Regions from separate parts of the Homo sapiens genome. Here all the other regions are linked to region 3. A link is a contact called in ENCODE Hi-C or POLR2A ChIA-PET data. All regions are on one chromosome and are shown on one strand. Each heading gives the region's core, a stretch centred on a gene start or an enhancer-like site at or near the end of the contact. The rest is flanking DNA. Distances are from core to core; before and after follow the strand shown.

Evidence for each region. Hi-C counts contacts between places; a loop is a spot of excess contacts on that map. ChIA-PET counts read pairs that join two places held with the same protein, here RNA polymerase II (POLR2A). Pooled maps may share reads with other maps.
Region 1: a pooled map shows a loop between it and region 3 (7-fold over the local background). The contact joins the enhancer-like site here to the promoter of DNAL4 in region 3. A Hi-C loop is called at or near these places in 1 of 168 maps with a recorded cell type or tissue (ovary) and 3 of 50 pooled maps. POLR2A ChIA-PET finds 5 or more read pairs at or near these places in 1 of 52 experiments (B cell).
Region 2: a loop to region 3 is called in a pooled map, with 2.2 times the contacts of the local background. The contact joins the promoter of KDELR3 here to the promoter of DNAL4 in region 3. A Hi-C loop is called at or near these places in 1 of 50 pooled maps. POLR2A ChIA-PET finds 5 or more read pairs at or near these places in 2 of 52 experiments (A673 and activated naive CD4-positive, alpha-beta T cell).

The regions. Positions count from the first base shown.
Region 1 is chr22:39,113,465-39,116,868 of GRCh38, reverse strand. No RefSeq gene overlaps it. Among named protein-coding and RNA genes, the nearest start is that of APOBEC3H, 18 kb to the right of the region's middle. RefSeq lists an enhancer at 1,927-2,901. Within about 2 kb of position 1,673, at least 5 of the 41 ENCODE cell types and tissues checked have a DNase peak (open chromatin) inside an H3K27ac peak, as active enhancers do; they include B cell, where a contact is called at or near this core.
Region 2 is chr22:38,466,772-38,470,266 of GRCh38, reverse strand. KDELR3 (KDEL endoplasmic reticulum protein retention receptor 3) reads right to left here and starts at 2,171. Exons shown (of 5, transcript NM_006855.4): 1 at 1,943-2,171. The coding sequence starts at 2,033. RefSeq lists silencers at 2,090-2,319, 2,340-2,409.
Region 3 is chr22:38,792,722-38,795,805 of GRCh38, reverse strand. DNAL4 (dynein axonemal light chain 4) reads left to right here and starts at 1,663. Exons shown (of 4, transcript NM_005740.3): 1 at 1,663-1,738. RefSeq lists a silencer at 1,472-1,921.

The DNA.
Region 1 (3,404 bases), core at 424-2,923, 320 kb before region 3:
GGAGGTCCTGAGAACATGTGCCCAAGGTGGCTGGGGTGCAACTTGGTTTTATATATATTTAAGAAGGCATGAGACATCAATCAAATACATTCGAGACATATATTGGTTTGGTCCAGAAAGGCAGGACAATTCGAAGTCAGGGGGCTTCCAGGCTATAGGTAAATTTAAACATTTTCTGCTTGACAGTCGGTTTAGTTTGTCTAAAGACCTGGGATCAACAGAAAGAAAATGTTGAGGTTAAGATAAAAGATTGTGGCTGGGCACAGTGGCTCACACCTGTAATCCTAGCACTTTGGGAGGCCGAGGCGGATGGATCACCTGAGGTCAGGAGTTTGAGACCAGCCTGACCAATACAGCGAAACCCCATCTCTACTAAAAATATAAAAATCAGCCAGGCATGGTGGCACGCCTGTAATCCCAGCCACTCGGGAGGCTGAGGCAGGAGAATCTCTCAAACCCAGGAGGCGGGAGGTTGCAGTGAGCAGAGGTCCACTGCACTCTAGCCTGGGTGACAAAACTAGACTGTGTCTCAAAAATAAATAAAATAAAATAAAATAAAAGACTGTGAAGACCAAGTCTCTTTTGAAGTCTCATAGTGGCTGCCCTTAGAGACAAGAGATGACAAATGTTTCCTATCAGACCTTTAAAAGGTGCTAGACTGTCACCACCGGTAACACTCCAGTCTGGATGACAGCAAGTCTCCTTCTAGAAAAAACCAAAAACCAAAAAACAAAAAACCACCTCTGATCCCCAAGTTTTCCGTGAGACTGATTTGAGTAATAATAAAATTCCAGTCTCCTGCACAGCCTGCTCTGCGTGAATTACTCTTTCTCTATTGCAATTGCTGTGTCTTGATATAAATCAGCTCTGTCTAGGCAGTGGGCAAGGTGAACCCCTTCAGCGATCATATTGGAAAGTAAGTCATGAAACAGAGGGTTAAATAAAACTCATCTGATGAGAATTTATGGTTTATAGGGCATGACTCCCCAGACCCCTTAGATAGGAATTTGGGCAAGATTAAAAAAAAAAAAAAAGCAGAGCTTAGTCCTCATATCTACCTATCTATCTATCCATCCATCCATTCATCTATCCATCCATCTATCCATCATCATCTATCTGCTTCTGAGACCTGAAAGGCTAGTAAAGGTAATCAAAATATCCTTCTCTGATATATTTTGAGATGGCTGCTCCTGCAAACAGAAGCAGCCCTGCAAAGCGGTCTTCTATTATTATTATTATTTTGAGACTGAGTTTCATTCTGTCCTCCAGGCTGGAATGCAGTGGCATGATATCTGCTCACTGCAACCTCCGCCTTCTGGATTCGAGCGATTCTCCTGCCTCAGCCTCATGAGTAGCTGGGATTACAGGCACACACCACCACACCCAGCTAATTTTTTTTTTTTCTATTTTTGGTAGAGATGGAGTTTCCCCGTGTTGACCAGGCTGGTCTTGAACTCCTAACCCCAGGTGATCCGCCCACCTCGGCCTCTCAAAGTGCTGGGATTACAGATAGGCTTGAGCCACCGCGCCCGGCAAAAGCGGTCTTTTGTGGGGGAGATTTGCATCTGTAGAAAATCTGCATTGCTGCAGCCTGGTTTTCTCCCAGGCCCTCCCTTGTCCAGATCTAGGAAAGAGGAACTGAGATTCTGACACCCTAAAACTCTGAAAGAAACATTTACCATCTTTTTCCTCCGAGGACTGCTATCTGTGAGGTTTCATCTACATAACAAGACCACCTTTGCCAGCCAGGCCTCCTCTTCTCCCTTTCCCATAGCCTGTTTTGCCAGGATCCAAGCCCCAAATCTTTCTGTAACCTCAAGATGGTATATGAACTGCTACAGCTCTTTGTGGGGTTGGAGTGCTCCCTCTGTCATTCTCTCTCATGGACATGTTAATAAATTAGTATGCCTTTTCTCCTATTCATCTACTTTGTGTGGGCTAAGCTCTGATCTTTTCAGCTTGTGCAAATTCCTATCTAAGGGGTCTGAAGAGTCATGCCCTACTGTTATACCCGAGCGAGTTAGAGAAAACGCCACACTTTGAGACGAATTAAGAGTCCTTTATTTAAGCCGGTGGCCAAAGAGACAGCTAACGCTCAAAATTCTCTCGGCCCCGAGGAAGGGGCTTGATTTACTTTTATAGCTTGGTTTAGGAAGGGGAGGGGAGCTCAAATGCAATAATTCTACAGAAGTAAAAACACGCAAGAATCAAAAAACAAATGGTTACAGAGAAATAAACAATTTAAAAGACAAATGGTTACAAAAAAAGCAACGGAACCAGGTGCGGGGCTCTAAATCCTTCATAAGAGTTAGATATGGATGCTATGCCGGACACAGACTCAAGGCTTTATGTTGTTATCTTTTTGAGCAAAATCCTGGGAACTTCATACATTGTTTGTTCTAGTACCTTATCAGTTCATTGAGCTCCTTTGAAATGCTGAGGATCAGCTTACACAGGTTAACTCCTTGACGAAGGGGGTCGGGTAAGGAGCCCTTAACGTCTTGTAAATCAAGGGGCCAGATGGAGTTCGTCGGCTTTCCCCGCTAAGGGAGAGTCTATTCATATGGGAAACAAGGCTAGGTAATTAAGGAGACAAAAAGGGAACATTTAAAAATAGGGTTAGTAAAAACAAGGTTAAAATAAGGTTAGTAAAAAACAAAGTTAGGCATTACACTACAAACCATAAATTCTGGGAAGTGCTGGGAATATAGGTGTGAGCCACTACATCTGGCTTCTTAACCATTTTTAAGTGTACAGTTCAGTGGGTTTTTTTTTTTTTTTTTTGAAGATAGGGTCTCACTGTGTCATGCAGTGGTGCGATCTCGGCTCAATGCAACCTCCACCTCCTAGGTCCACCAATCCTTCCACTTCAGCTTCCCATGTAGCTCAGATGACAGGCATGCGCCACCATGCCCGGCTTTTTTTTTTTTTTTTTTTCTATTTTTGGTAGAGACAAGTTTCACCATGTTGCCCAGGCTTGTCTTGAACTCCTGAGCTCAAGCGATTCGCCCTCCTCAGGGAGGCTGGGATTACAGGCATGAGCCACCTCATCTGGCCCAGTGTTGTTAACTATACTTACATTGTTTGGTGACAGATCTCTGGAGCTTTTTCATCTTGCAAAACTGAAACTCTATACTCATTGAATGACAACTCTCAGTTTCCCCCTCCCCTAGCCCCAGATAGCCCTTGTTCTACATTCTGTTTCCTTGAGTTTGACTGTTGTAGATATCTCAAGGAGGTGGGATCATGCAGTATTAGTCTTTTTGTGACTGGCTTATTTCACCTGCTATAGTGTCCTCCAGGTTTACCTATTTTGTAGTGCATGACAGAATCTCCTTTTTCAAGGCTGAATAATATTCTACTATGTGTATATACCACCTACTTTGTAGCATATGACAGAATCT
Region 2 (3,495 bases), core at 922-3,421, 330 kb after region 3:
CTGTAATCCCAGCTACTTGGAAGGCTGAAGCAGGAGAATAGCTTGAACCTGGGAGGCAGAGGTTGCAGTGAGCCGAGATTGCGCCACTGCACTCCAGCCTAGGGGATAGAACAAAACTCTGTCTCAAAAAAAAAAAAAAAGAAGTGGGCGCAGTGGCCCACGCCTACAATCCCAGCACCAGCACTTTCGGAGGCCGAGGTGGGTGAATCACCTGAGGTCAGGCGTTCAAGACCAGCCTGGCCAACATGGCGAAACCCCGTCTCTACTAAAAATACAAAAATTAGCCGGGTGTGGTGGTGCGTGCCTGTAATCCCAGCTACTCAGGAGGCTGAGGCAGGAGAATCGCTTGAACCTGGGAGGTGGAGGTTGCAGTGAGCCGAGATCACACCACAGTACTTCAGCTTCAGGGACAAAGCGAAACTCTGTTAAAAAATAAAAATAAAAAATAAATAAAAGAAAGTCAGCTCCACCAGGGCTGGGCCTCTGCTGTCCGGGCTGTATTCTAGGTGCCCAGCAGTGTCTGGCAGACAGCGGCCAGGTACCAGTGTCCCCTCTTGGTCATGGTTGCTCACTCCGTGCAGGGCCTTCTGCAAAAGTGCAGGAAGAGGTTGGAGCTGATTCTCCCCTCACCAGGGCCTGCTGCTCCGGGTCCCCCACTCAGCATTCCTGGCCACCTCCCCTGAGGAAGAACCTGAACTGTCTCTGTACCTGTCTCTCCAGAGACCCCAAACCCAAATGGCCTCCAGGCCTAGAACCACTCCCTCCACACCGTACTGTTGCTCATGTCTGCACCAACCCCCACCCTGCCAGGCCTCCCCCTGCTCTGTGCCTTTTCTCTCAAAGCTTGCAAAGCAACCTGTTCAGGCCCCCTTCCAGGCCCCTTCCCGGCTCCCAAACCATGAAGGGCTCCCCAGACCCAACTCCCTGGCCTGGCAGAAAAGGCCCTTTCACATCTGGACCAGCCTCCCTCCTGGACTCATCTCCCTCCAGACCACCCCAAATCTGGCTGCCCACCCTTCCCGGGGGATGCCCGGTGCTTGGTGACCTCCATGCCTCTTCATCCCCGGAGCCCTCCACAGCACACACTTCCTGGATTGACACCTGCTCGTCCTCCGGGACCAGCACGGAGCTGCTCCTTCCACAGGGCCTTCGGGGCCCACTCTCAGCCTTCTCAGCCTCCTCAGCCCCACGAGGAGCCTGAGCTCACTCCTGCCTCTGCACACCCAGTGCCAGGCACAGGGAGGGCACCACGAGGATGCCGGTGGACAAAGATGGCTGGAGGAGGCTCTGGCAGCCTTTCGTGGCTCTGGATCTGTTGGCGACCGCGAGTCCAGCCTCCAAGCTTCTCCAAACCCCCAGCAGGGCAGCCAGAATGCAAACAGGGGACCCCTCCAGCCTTCCCCGGCTTCCGTTTAGAGGCAGCTCCATACCCGCCTGAGCCCGGCTGGTGCCCTCCTGCCACATCACAGCCACCGGTGCCACACATGCAGGCAGGGGAGGGACGAGGGCTCACTTTGGGGGGCGGGGTGGGGTCTGGGAAGGGGCAGGGAAGAGAAGACCTTGAGAATCGTGGGCCGTTCCTGAGTGCATATCTGCTTCTCCCCACAGTCGATGGTGGAAGGAACAATGGGTGTAACTGGTGGGAGGGAGGGGTTGTCACCTCCCTTATAACCCCCTCTTCCAACCAGCAGTGACACTGCCAACCTGAGGGGGCGTCTGTGCAGGAACAAACCCACCCGCCTCCCATCATCTCGAGGGGTCCTCCTCCTCTGATTTTATACAACTTTACATTGTTTTTGGAAGTGGAGCTCCGCAAAGTTTCAAGGACCCCCACGCCGGAGTCCCCACCCTGAGCAGACACCTGGAGCGCCCTGCCCTGCACGCAGGGGCATGAGGCTGGCCAGAGAGGGGGTCCCGCACCTCCCTGCCAGGCGCCCCTCACCCTTGCAGCACTTGGACCTCCAGATCTTCCCCAGCAGCAAGATCATGGCCAGGAGGTGGCTCAGGTCGCCGAGGATTCGGAACACGTTCATGGTCCAGCCAGTCAGTCGTGCGCCCGCGCCCAGCAAACTTCTAGGAAACTTTCTGGCGGGCAGGGCGGCTGCCACGTCTCCGGCCCCGGTCTCTAGGTGCCCCAGAGCCCTGCCTGCGCCTCACAGCTCCGCGATCGCACCCGCGCGCCGCCGCCCACGCACTCTTGGCCGGGCGGTGACGTGGCCAGGGCGGCCGCCGGCGCAGGGTGGGGAGCCAGGAAGCGGCGCGGCCCGGAGATCCCGCCTCCCGCCCATCCCAGCGCCCGGCTCCCGGACTGGGCGGCCCGGCGACGCGGGGGGGCTTCTGGCCTGCGCCCGGCTGCCGTGTGCGCCGGGTGCCCGCCACGACCCATGTCGCCCATGCCCCAAGTGCCCTCTGCCTTCCCTCCGCAGAAACTGGAGGCCTGCCACCAAGCCCCAATCTCTGCCTCAGTTTCCTCATCTGTACACAGGCCCCATAACACTGGTGCCAGCGCTTGGCAGGAGCCAGCACGTGGAAGTACCCTGTGGGGCGATTCCTGCTATTGTCCTCATCTTCCCGGAGCTGGAGCTCCCTCCCTGGGAGAGTGGGGTGGGGCGGGGCGAGCCGGAAGCGGAGTCCCCACCTCCGTCTGTTAATTTGGTTGTCCACCCGGTCGGGACCCGATCTTGCTGCAGGTGGACAATGGTAATGGCACACCACTCAGCAGCAGAATCAGACTGACCTCGGCTGCAGCCTGGGTCGGTGGGCCTTCCTCTCTCTTGGTCTCAATTTTCTCACCTGTAAAATCGGGTTGTTGTGGGTAGGCAGGAGGTCAAGCTGGTCAGGGAGATCCAGGGCCCTCGTTCGTGCCTTCCCTCTTCTTGGTGTTACTAGGATGTTAAACAGGGACACACAGGACAGGAGAGACCCAGGAGGGCTGAGCACCAGGAAGGGTGGGGAGTGAAGGGTCCCTGGTGGGAGGGAGTCCTCCCAGGGCTGTGTGGTCTGAGCAGGTCCACCACCCCCTCTGGATATAAGTCTCTGCGTCTGAAAGAGTGGACCAGGTGAGCTGAGGGCCCTTAGCCTCCCCTCCTTGACCTGAATAAGCCCTCCTCCCATTCAGCGCCCTCATCTCTCTCTAAATAACGGACCTCCTCCCACTCCCACCTCCTGCCACAGATAACCAGAGAGGCTTTTCCATGACAAATGTATTTAAACAGAGATGGGGTCTCACTGTGTTGCCCAGGCTAGTCTCGAACTCTTGTGCTCAGGCCATCTGCCTGCCTCAGCCTTCCAAATGCTGGGATTACAGGCATAAGCCACTATGGCCAGCCTCTTTTCTGTGATAAAAATCTGTCACTTCAGTGGTCAAGACCCTTCTATGGCTCCCTATGCCCCCTACTTTCCCTACTTTTCCTCCCAGGGAAAGGCAGTCCTTTTTTTTTTGAGACAGAGTCTCGCTCTGTGGCCCAGGCTGGGGTGCAGTGGCACAATCTCTGC
Region 3 (3,084 bases), core at 414-2,913:
ATGAACGTGGCCAGAAAGGCTGTATCAGGAAATAGTGAGGAGTCGAAATTGGCATGCTTGTGACTGGAAGTGGGCTGTTGTAGTGGGAAGGGTGAAGGACTCCCCCCTGTTTTCTGATGGAGGCAACTGGGTCGGGGGTGGTGCCATTTACTGGAATGGGGAATGCAGGAAGAGCAGATTGGAGGGAGATGATCAATTCAGTTTGGGACACACTGAGTTTGAAGGGCTTGTGGAACATTCTGGTGCACATGGCTAGGAGGCAGTTGAATATGCTACCCAAGCATTCAGGGATCAGAGGTTTTAAAGATAATTTTGTGGGTAGGGGCTTGGCAAGCGAGGAGTGTTGATTGATTAAGTCGAAGATGGAATACTGAGGGGGTCGAAGTGAGGTTTTCTTGCTGTCTTCTGTTCCTGGGTGGGATCACAGAACTGTTTGAGCCACATTACTGGTCTGGGTGGTGTCAGCTGATCCATCGAGCGCAGGGTCTGCAAAATATCTCAAGCGCTGATCTTAGGTTTTACAATAGTGATGTTATCCCCAGGAGCAATTTGGGAAGGTTCAGACTCTTGCAGCCAGAGGCTGCTGTGTGACCCCTAAACCATAATTTCTAATGTTGTAGCTAATTTGTTAGTCCTACAAAGGCAGACTGGTCCCAAGGCAGGAAGGGAGCCTTTTTGGGAAAGGGCTATTGTCAATTTTGTTTCAGAGTAAAACTATAAACTAAATTCCTTCCCAAGGTTCGTTCAGCCTATGCCTAGGAATGAACAAAGACAGCTTAAAGGCTAGAAAGGCAAGATGGAGTGGGTTAGGTCTGATCTCTTTCACTGTCATAATTTCCTCAGTTATAATTTTGGCAAAGACAGCTTCAATGCTAGTAAATGTGGCAGTGGGGTTTCACCCCAAGTACTCATCACAATAATAAAGGTTTAAACTACGAAGTACCCAACTGACCCTTTGATCTACCAATCAAATAATAGAATCCGCCAGTTCTTCCCCTTTCCCCTTTTCCTTCTCCGTACTTTCGGATTAATTTTCCCTCCCAAGGGGAAGAAAAGGCAGGCTCTGGGCAACTGTGTCTGAAATTAGGTGGTACAAATGTCTCCTAGTGACTAGAGCTAGGTGACCATACAAGGGTGTGGCACAGAGGAAGGAGCCCCTGGGTTCCTTCTCCAGGGAGATTACCTCCATCCTTTACCAAGTTACTTAACCTCTCTGAACTTTAGTTCAGATGGGATGACGAATATTATCACCTAAAAGTACTGTAATGAGAATCAAGTGAGATATTAATTGTACAGCCCTACAAAAATGCTAGTTATTATCAGGCTTTTCAGATCCCAATAAAGTAGTGGCTAAGTGTCACGACACCAACAAGTTGCATTTGTTATTTCAAGTGACTAAAAGAACCTCCCAAGGCAGTACTGCTTTTCGAAGTTTGTTTCCCTAGAAAAAGAACTTCAATGTGTCCCCTGCTCCTCGGGCACGCTTAAGACAACTATAAGTGAAGTCCCGCCTCCCTGGCCTCTAAACCACGCCCCTGTCCTTGCAAACGCCTGACTTATAAGGGCCTTTCACTCTGATTGATACTTTTATCCACCAATAATAAGTGAAATTCTCGTCAACGTCCGGTGAGGGGGCAGGACTTCCTTGCTGGTTGCTAAGACACTCTTGTTTCGCTCCTTGACAACCCTGGCGGGGGTTCGCTGGCTGCGGCCCCGGCTCCGGCCCCCGCAGGAGCAGGTGAGGCCCCGGGGCGCGGCGGGCAGCCAGGCGGGGAGGGCCGGCCCGGAGGGAGGGCGGGAGGCAACGCAGGGCGGAAGAGGCCTCGCCCGCCGCCGAGGCCCCACCTCGGTCTCCTGCCTGCTGTTCCCCTGCCCCAGGTCTTCCCATCCTCAACCCCCACCCTCACCCCCACTTCGGGACCTGCGAGCTCTGTCGTGACAGGTTTGCCATCGCGACTCTGCCGGCTGCTCTTCCCCACCCACCCAAGGCCTGCCCAGCTTCGTGGTCCCGCGTCCCCCTTTAGCCGACTTCCCCCAGCACCTTGATCCCTCGACCTTTCGCGGAGTAATTCCCTCTCCCGCGGGGTCGCCATCAACTAGGTCAGACCGCTCTTGGCTTGGAGAGTTGGCGACTTACTGGGATTCTGGGCTGGTCATTTCCCCTGTTTGGGCCTCAGTTTCCCCATCTGTAAATGAGAAGTTGAGTTGAGTGATCTCTAAGGCCTCTTCCACTCTGACGTTCTAGGATGTCGTTGTTCTTTGACCCAACTTTAGGCTTCCGAGAGGATGTGCTCCCCAATGGGAGGTATCGTGTATTGTGAAAATAACTTGGCAAACCTAATTTGGATTCCCAGTCTCAAGACCTACCCTCCCTGCGCTTTTAATCAGTGCATATGTAAAATCAGTATACGTCGGTGCATCTCCTTTGGTAATTCTGAGGCTAATATGAAGTACAGAGTCCAGTCCAGTATAGATTCAGTATTTGTTAGTTTCTTTCCTTTGTCTCTTCACCACATTTTCCCTCTCTGGGAAATGTTATCAACCCGGTCAGCATGAACTGTCATTTCTCCAGTTGACCCTCTCTGATCTTCCTCCTGGGCTTCCATGGTTAGGGTTACTTAGGGGTGGGGAGGGGACAGATGGAGATTGAAATACAGTCATGTACCATATAACAACGTTTTGGTCAAGAAAGACCACAGATACCACGGTGGTGCCCTAAGGTTATAATGGAGCTGACAAATTTCTATCACCTAGTTACATAGCTATCGTAATGTCAAAGCAAAATGCATGACTCACGTGTGTGGTGATGCTGGTGTAAGCAAACCTACAGTGCTGCCAGTCATATAAAATATAGCACATACAATTGTGTACAGGACATCATACTTGATAATGGTAATAAATGACTGTTACTTGTTTATGTGTTTACTATCCTACACTTTTATTGTTATTTTACAGTGTACACTCCTCCTACTTATAAGAAAATAAAATTTAACCGTAAACAGTCTTAGATAGGTCCTTCAGGAGGTATTCAAGCAAAAGGCTTTGTTATCATAGGAGATGACAGCTCCATGCGTGTTATTGCCC